Regions from separate parts of the Homo sapiens genome. Here regions 1 and 2 are each linked to region 3. Evidence: chromatin contacts called from ENCODE POLR2A ChIA-PET data. All regions are on one chromosome and are shown on one strand. The core of a region is the stretch at or near the end of the contact, and the rest is flanking DNA. Distances in the headings are between cores, read along the strand shown. Region 1 holds the start of TSPAN31 (tetraspanin 31). Region 2 holds the start of METAP2 (methionyl aminopeptidase 2). Region 3 holds the start of ZDHHC17 (zDHHC palmitoyltransferase 17).

The links. ChIA-PET counts read pairs that join two places held with the same protein, here RNA polymerase II (POLR2A).
Region 1: POLR2A ChIA-PET joins it to region 3 with 10 read pairs in A673. The contact joins the promoter of TSPAN31 here to the promoter of ZDHHC17 in region 3. POLR2A ChIA-PET finds 5 or more read pairs at or near these places in 2 of 52 experiments (A673 and activated naive CD8-positive, alpha-beta T cell).
Region 2: POLR2A ChIA-PET joins it to region 3 with 10 read pairs in T-cell. The contact joins the promoter of METAP2 here to the promoter of ZDHHC17 in region 3. POLR2A ChIA-PET finds 5 or more read pairs at or near these places in 2 of 52 experiments (AG04450 and T-cell).

Annotation. Positions count from the first base shown.
Region 1 is chr12:57,743,779-57,746,676 of GRCh38, forward strand. TSPAN31 (tetraspanin 31) reads left to right here and starts at 1,261. Exons shown (of 6, transcript NM_005981.5): 1 at 1,261-1,439; 2 at 1,967-2,134; 3 at 2,398-2,478; 4 at 2,811-2,898. The coding sequence starts at 1,377. RefSeq lists an enhancer at 1,992-2,071.
Region 2 is chr12:95,472,785-95,475,619 of GRCh38, forward strand. It overlaps METAP2 (methionyl aminopeptidase 2), which reads left to right and starts at 1,368. Exons shown (of 11, transcript NM_006838.4): 1 at 1,368-1,546. The coding sequence starts at 1,396. RefSeq lists an enhancer at 1,185-1,584.
Region 3 is chr12:76,762,671-76,765,467 of GRCh38, forward strand. It overlaps ZDHHC17 (zDHHC palmitoyltransferase 17), which reads left to right and starts at 1,445. Exons shown (of 17, transcript NM_015336.4): 1 at 1,445-1,659. The coding sequence starts at 1,567. RefSeq lists enhancers at 943-1,042, 1,339-1,633, 1,609-2,451, 1,643-1,792 and a silencer at 1,183-1,592.

The DNA of each region.
Region 1 (2,898 bases), core at 11-2,510, about 19 Mb before region 3:
TACTGTGTAGTTAAAGATAAGGGAATTGAGGTTGGAATTGCCCACAGGAACCTGTAAAATGACCTGAAAAGTAATAACTAACATTGAGTGTTTACTATATGCCAGGTACTGTTCTAAGTATTCTACATATATTAACTCATTTAATTCTTACAACCCAAGAGGTAGGGTGTGTTGTTATTTATCCCCATTTTACAGATGAGGAAACACGCACAGACAGTTTCTAAGTGCCTGGCCAAAGGTTACGCAGCTAGGAAGTGGCAATCTGACTGTGGCAGTAAGTCTATAGAATCTAAGTACACACAAACTTAAATCATTCTGTTGAGTTGATTGGAGGGTTTTCTTTTTTGTTCCTACTGTTTCTTTCTCCTGGGGAAGAGAAGGATTATGCCTTTCCCTACCCCCGTGAGAAGGACGGTTTGTCAAAGCACTTACTAGATAATAAAGTTGTTGATCAGCCTACCCCCAAGTGAAAAGGTGGAGGCTCCTTCCACTTATATTTATGTAAATGAGACTCTTCCTCTTGCCTGCCGTTTTTTTGCAAGCCCTAGATCAGGCGTGTACTCTGAAAATGCTGAGCACACCCCTCTGTGCACTTGTGGCAATGCCACATACAGGAATGCGCTGGCCTGAGGCCGCTATTTCCACACTGAATTTCTGGTATATTCACACCCCTTTAGGAGGAGATATGGAACAGGACATGGGTACTAGAGGACACACAAACGTGTGATGATTTGCTGGGTGTTGCTGTGTCCAACCCGCGGACTCTGCGGCCGGGCTAAATAAGCTCAATATGTGGCTCCTTTGGGTGTTCCCGAGCGTGACGCAATAACAAAACAATGGCGTCATCGTGAGGTCACTGCAGAACAGGGGGAAGGGGGTGGGGAAGGGCCCTCCTTCTACGGGCGGAGCCCTTTTTGCCCAGCTCTCAGAGCGGCCCCCTACCCGCCCCTCCCGCCGTCTCCCCTTCACCTAAGTTCCTCCAGAGCCGTCTCCCTGGGAATTAGCCCTCTCCTAACTCCGACCACAGAAAGCTCAGCTTTCAACCTAAGCTTTTGGAGTTTAGGCTGTAGTCCCTAAGAGAGTCTCTAGAAACCCTGCCCCTAGTTTTAAGTTTCGCCCAATGAAAAAACAAAAGGAGAGGGACAGAAGGCGGGTCGGTGACGTAATGCGGGTTGATTGGCATGCAGGCCTTGGACGTCCAGGATTAGCCACGCATTTCGCCAATCCAGAGGCAGGGGAGGGACGGTGCAGGCGCAGAGTATTGGGTTTGGCTGGCCTCGATTTAAAGAGACAGAAGCTGTCGGGGTCCTGGAAGACGGTCCCCAATACCCTCCCCCCAAGTCCTTGGGACCACTTGGGTCCCCAGAGCTGGGGAGATGGTTTGTGGCGGCTTTGCCTGCTCCAAGAATGCGCTTTGCGCTCTCAACGTGGTCTACATGGTGAGGTTTTGGAGGTGGGGGAAGCTTCAAGGCGGAAAGGCCCCGTGGGGAGAATCTCTAGGGTACTTCCGGTGGGGAGAGGGGTGTATGGGGGTTCCGGGAAGATTCCCAGGAACTTCCGGCGACGAGGGAATTCCTGGGGACTTCCGTGGGAGAGAGGAGACTTCCGGTTGATTAAGGGGGTTTGTCTGAGGGTGGGGGAATGAACTGAAGGCCGTGGGCGTAAGTTCCATACCTCCTTCCTGTGAACCTCAGTTTCTTCCAAACTGGAAGTGATAGGATGATCCTGAGGGTTCATCTTTTGCATTCATACTACCATCCCTGCCACCCCCTCCCCGCCATCCTAGCCATTCTAACCTTTGGGAGTGCCTAGGGATGCTCCCGGTGCGGATAGCACCATCCCCAGCTCCCATTCACACACTATTCCATTATTCCTTCCCCCTGCCCCGCTCCCAAGTCCTCTTGTATGGCCTTGGGCTGTGCCGCATGCTAGAATTGTTGAGATGTATCCTGCTCTTTCTTCGTAGCTGGTGAGCTTGTTGCTCATTGGAGTGGCTGCTTGGGGCAAGGGCCTGGGTCTGGTGTCCAGCATCCACATCATCGGCGGAGTCATTGCTGTGGGAGTCTTCCTTCTCCTTATTGCAGTGGCTGGACTGGTGGGTGCTGTCAACCACCACCAAGTCCTGCTGTTCTTTGTATCCTGACCTGAAGTGATGGGGGCAACCGGGGGCTTGGGAGGGCTGTCATCTAAGGAAGATGTTAGAAGGGTAGGGGACCTCAGGGATCTTGGACACGTCTCCTTGCCCTGCCCTGTCCCATAATCTACGAAACAAGAGCTGATTTTATTGCTTTCAATTTGACATGGTGGTGTAAGTTCTATGAACAGATGAGACCAGACAGTTATTATAGATGAAACATAAAGGAATCTAGGACTTTTTTCCATAACCTTTCCTCTCAGTACATGATCATCCTTGGTTTGGTCTTCATCTTCCAATTTGTAATCTCTTGCTCATGTCTGGCTATTAACCGAAGCAAACAGGTAAGACAGTACCCTTTCAAGTACTTACTTGCTTTTTAAAATTTTCCTCTTAACCTCGAACTCCTTCCTTAGTCTGGCCCCAACTACCCAAAGATCATCCTTAGGTGCACTGCTTCTGGCCTCTTGGGCTATTTGCTTCCTCTGGGATGTCTGGTTAATTTTCCATGAGGATGATCTAGAGAACCTCAAAAGGTAGATATTTATCGTGTCTATAATTGTTGCACACCGTTATGCTTCTGTTTGACTTCCTTTGCTGGGCTAGGGAAATTGAGGCACTTGAACTGATAACAGGATGTAGGGAGACTTAATTTCCCTCTACCCATATCTTTCAGACAGATGTCATCAATGCTTCTTGGTGGGTCATGAGCAACAAGACTCGGGATGAACTGGAAAGAAGTTTTGATTGTTGTGGCTTATTCA
Region 2 (2,835 bases), core at 118-2,617, about 19 Mb after region 3:
AGTAGCTGGGACTACAGGCGCCTGCCACCACGCCCGGCTAATTTTTGTATTTTTAGTGGAGACGGGGTTTCACCATATTGGCCAGGCTGGTCTCGAACTCCTGACCTTGTGATCTGCCCACCTCGCCCTCCCAAAGTGCTGGGATTACAGGCGTGAGCCACAGCGCCCGGCCGGTTTACCAACTTTTATATTGCCAGCAATCAACTAGGGAAAACAATTTAAAATCTAAATAGGGATAGATTTAAAGAGATAAAGATCTGTACAAGAATAAGAGGAACAGTTTTTATTACTATTGGATAGGTGCTGCCTGAAGCTTTAAGACAGAGAATGTACATTTATGCAGCTGCAGTCAGAGCCTGTGTGAGGTTTACTGTAAACTCACTGGCAATAAGGCTCTTAACGACATTTTGATGCCCATGAAGCTTGGTGCCTAGTTTAAAACTAATGAAAACACCTAAACTCTCCAGGTGGACAAAGCCATATTCAGGAGAAATTGAGAAGGAGTTGGTGCAGGCAGCCAATCACAATCCACTTACGCCACAAACTAAATCTCAAACTGCGGTTTGAACATGAGGCTCAAAACATAAGAAGTAAAGAAATGGGCAAAATTCAATTAGTTTCTGGTGAAACGTCCTAAATCCAAAAGAAAGGTGACCAGAAATAGAGAAAACGGAGTGTGATCTTTTGCATTAATGAGAGAGACCGTGTCCCCGTGTGTTAAAACCTGTCATTCTTGTCCTGAATTGGAAAGTGAGCGGAGTGTGACGGGTTCCCATCTTGAACCGTCCGGGGTTGAGTAGTACAATAAACTAACACGGAACTCCAGCTTCCAAAATTCTCTCCAGTGCCTACAGAGCCTCGCGGAGAGCTGTGATTGTGAATGTCAACGCAGATTTGATTAAATCTCTTAGATTTAAGAGATATGTGGAGTCATGACAATAGAAATGTGTACAAGTGAACACATTTCTTAGCCCGTTTCCCCACTGCCTGTGTGATTTATAAAAACGCAAATATAAAATATTTCCGTTCCAGCAGAGACGCCGCTTGCTACGGCGGGTTGCCCGTCTCCACAGGTATCTCCGGCTGACTCTAGAGCTCAACTTCCCCTTTAAACTTCACCCTGCGCTTGCCGATTTGCTTCGGGAATGCCCGAGGCACCGGACGAAGCAGTCGGGTCTGGCCCCAGTCGACTCCAGCCAGGCGGGGCTCCAAGCCGAGACTCCTGCACGCCCGGCCCGAAGCTAGCCCGACACCCTCAGCTGAGTCCTCCGCCGTCCCAGCATTCCCTGCGTCCCTACCATCGAGAGCAGCTTCCGGCGTGGCTGGTGTAGGCGGGTGGAGAAGGATCGGGGCCCTCGCCGCTCTGTCTCATTCCCTCGCGCTCTCTCGGGCAACATGGCGGGTGTGGAGGAGGTAGCGGCCTCCGGGAGCCACCTGAATGGCGACCTGGATCCAGACGACAGGGAAGAAGGAGCTGCCTCTACGGCTGAGGAAGCAGCCAAGAAAAAAAGACGAAAGAAGAAGAAGAGCAAAGGGCCTTCTGCAGGTAAAGAGAGTTTTATGTTTTCCCAGTCCCCTCCGGGAACGGCTGAACTGTTTGGCTCAGGCCCGTTGAGGGGGCCGGGACCGGGGCCCCAGAGCCCCGACTAGACTGATTCTTGGGCCTGACAGGGTGGCAAAGCCGGGCTATAGATTCCTAGTCTGAGAAGAGGCGTCATCTCCTCCTGTGGGACTAGAGGGCTGGTGGGGGAGAAAAGAGTGCCTGAGGTTGGCGTGTGGTACCTCTGGGGTCGCTGGGCCCGAGCCCCTGTATTACCAGAACTCAGCTCCCACGCACATCGTGGCACGGTCTTGAGATTGTGCGCAGAGCACAGCCCTACCATCTTTCGCGCGATTTGGCCGCCGCCTCAAAAATCCGATTCTGATCCGTATTGCCGCGTCTTTGCTGGTTTGCTGGAGCAAGCTAGGACTTATTTTCTTTGGGGGTGGGCAAATGTAATGGAGAGCACACCTCCTCCCACTATCCCGTTTCACGTTGGGGTTGTTGCAGCCTGCACTTTTGGGGTGTGTGTACATGTGTGTTTGCCCGCGCGCTCATGTCATTAATTGCAGAATTTGTGGTGGTGATAACGAATTTTCACCTGCCTAATCCCATAGCATCGCCAAGCTTTAGGGCCTTTAGACCTGAATTATGATACCAATTGCAGGCAGTGCAGATAGGATATTCTGTGGCTCAGAATGGAACTTCTGAGGTCTTAACCTCTAAATCCACTGGTAAGGCAAGGAGAACTGCTGAGAGTTTACAGTTGGATATTATGAACTAGGAACTTACATATTTTGAGAAGTCTGTGTTTTTGCTGCACAAGCTCCTTCACCTTAATAAAAATTATTTTTACTTGTTTCTAATTAAAATCGCCAGAGAAACAGAAAATGGAGAAGTCAGAAGCGATTAAGATGGAATTGAGAGAGGTCGAAGAGAGCTAATCTTCATCTTTCTGAAATTTTGATTAGATAGGAATGGAAGGAGAGTTGTAGCGTTGCTGGAACTCTTCCAGAGCAAAATTTGTTACTCTGGTGGCTGTTCCTGGATTTCGAGTGAAATTCAAACACTGCTGTTTGTCTTGTAAGGTGTTAAGCTGACTGATCCTAATGTATTTTTAACAGTTGTATTTCTTAATATGAATTCTCTCCAGTAGCCAGAATGTCACTTCATTTCGTGCTACCTGATACTATTAATGCATGTAACATATTGCTCTTATAGGTAGGTTATAATCACTTCCAGAGCAGGGGCCTGGTCTTGTGCTTAGATATTTGAGCGTTTTAGTTTTTTAGTAA
Region 3 (2,797 bases), core at 195-2,694:
CGTCCCATGCAGAACTGATTCTGGCTCTCCTTAGACCCTCCTCAGACTCCTTTGGCGGGAAACTAATCTTACAAAGGAGGCTTCCTCTTTCCTTTTCCAGTGGCATTCCAAGCTTCCTTTGGAGTGCCCTCCCTCCTGATTTACAAATTGGCCTGACGTTATCGGAGTACAGGCTTTTTCCTGGTGGTTTCTGGCCTAACAGGAGACAGATTAGTAAGTACCAGGATCTCTAATAGGTCAACTTTCATGATCTCTGCTAAATTCTCAGCTGTTTAGACTTACAATTTTTAACAGCTAAAAGGAAAGACAAATGCTATCTAAAACTGTCCCATCAGCCCATTTACAGGGAGCACCTCCCCCATACCGCCCTAAAATCCTTTAAAAAATGGCTTTAGTCATTTTATCTGCCTTGCATTTAAGCGAATTCAGTTTAAGTGGCTTCAGTTCTGAATTCCTGGATTATATCGAAATGTTGCAGATGGCGGTGTGTGGGCTTTGAGCTCGTAAATTTTTTGTGTGGTACTAATTCAAGACGATTGAGAGCAGGTTGGGATCATTTTAAAAAGAGTTCTCGGCAGGGTGTGGTGACTCAAGCCTGTAATCCCAGCACTTTGGGAGGCCGAGGCGGGCGGATCGCTTAAGGTCAGGAGTTCGAGACTAGCCTGGCCAACATGGTGAAAACCCGTCTCTACTAAAAATACAAAAATTAGCCGGGCGTGGTGGCGTGCACCTGTAATTCCAGCTACTCGGGAGGCTGAGGCAGGAGAATCGCTTGAACCGGGAGGCAGAGGTTGCAGTGAGCTGAGATCGCGCCATTGCACTCCCGCCTGGGCGGCAAGAGCAAAACTCTGTCTCATTAAAAAAAAAAAAAAAAAAAAAAAAAAAAAAAAAAGGGTTCTCTAGTAGGAAGTCCCGAGTTGTATCCATGTTTTTCCGGGCGTCCCCCGGAGGGACAGGTTGCGGGTGACCTTTTCAAGTGTGGAGGAAAGGGAAGCTGCTTTTGTCTTCAGGAATGATGCAGGTCTCGACTCAAGCCTGACGGGCCCAAACCTCCCTGGAGCTGGCTGACGACTCTGCCCGAGTTCCTGAAGAGGGGTCCCGGGGGTCCCGGAGCGGAAGTGGGAGCGCGTGGGCGTGGGCTCCTCGGCTGCCTGGGGCTCCAGACTTGTGCTGCGTGCGGCTCCGGAGCTCTGTTCTCGCTCCTGAGCAGCTGCTAGGTTTCCCAAGCGACTGTCTCAACCGCCCGGCCGCCTCCCCCGGGCAGCCAGAGCTTCACATCTACCTCCAGCCGGGACCCGCCCCCGAGCCGCGGGGCCCACGCCCAGAGCCCTCCGCCGTCCCCAGCGCAGTGCAGCAGAGCGCGATCCAGTCTGGGGCCGGGCCGCGCTTCCGCGCACGCGCGGAGAAACCCGCGCCCTCCGAGGGGGGAGGGGACAGAGGGGGCGTCACGGGGGCAGGAGAAGAAGGAGGAGGAGGCCCGCGTCGCCTCCGGCGGGGCTCGCGCTCGCCCCGCGCTCGCCCTCCGCCTCGCCCGAGCCCCGGGAGGGTGAAACGCTTTCTCCCAGCATGCAGCGGGAGGAGGGATTTAACACCAAGATGGCGGACGGCCCGGATGAGTACGATACCGAAGCGGGCTGTGTGCCCCTTCTCCACCCAGAGGTGAGGAACCGTGCTGAGTGGATTCCTTGCCCTGCGGCCCTCCAGCCTTTCTTCCCCGGACTCGCCGAGGGCGGCGGCCGACGTGTGTGGGGTAGTGGGACGTGCCGAAGTTGGGGAGGGTGGGGAGGCGAATCCAGGCCTGAGCGCGGCTGCGAGCGGATAACGGGGGAGGAGATAGCGGGGCGGGCCCGACCGGGGCGGGCTCTGGGACGCAGTCCCTGGCTGTGCCTGGAGGACAGAGGTGGAGGTGTTGATGGTTCTGCTGTGTCGCCGCGCTGCGTTTGAGAGCAGAGGCGGAGGGGCCTGGTGTGGTTTTTGAACCGCAGCTTAGACCCTAGTCTTGCTCCAAGCCTCTTGGGGCCAGGTGGAAGCGCGTCTGGTTTTGATTTCTTTTTCCTTCGCCAGGGTGAATGACGGTATCTATTGCTTCCTTTTAGTCCACTGTGAGGGGACAGTTTCATGGGCATAGTGATGTCCTTCCAGGTAATGCCATGGGTAGCACCTCGGGCACCTTGTGTCGGGCGTCCTTTTTTGAGCATTTGTCCTTAAGCGATTAAGAAGAGAGGTAAAAACTTTTGGGAATAGACTTACACTCACATTAGCTTGTCAAAGTACCGTTTTTCTAGGAGCTAGGGGTGGACAGTGCAACACGTTTCCCATCACAACATGAGTGTCTTCCCATGTAAGTAAACAGTGCCCCGCTCCACAGTCAGTCAGTCTGTGCTTGTTTACCTCCGAGTTTGTAGCTGAGCTAGTGCTAGTTAAGGCTTGGAAGCAATTCTTGATGCATTCTGATTTTTAGTGATCCACAGTGATGTCTGTATGCGGCAGCGGCACAGTTTGCTGAAGAACTCGGGTAGTTTTCATGAGGTTAAAAGATGACAGTCGTGTTGTAGGATGAACAAACATGGAAGTCTCTACCTGGTTACTTTGCAATGGAGTGATTCTGTTTTTTTCTGGATTTGGGTTTGTACCATGCCACTAGTTTTTGTTAAAAAGTGAATAATGACAACCATCCTTTTATGTTGCATGTTAACACTCAACCACCCTCTCATTCGTCACTTTGGTTTATCAAAAACACATGGGACAGTTCCTTCGGAATATATACCTGTGCCAGTCTCAGTAGAAAAGGCTACTC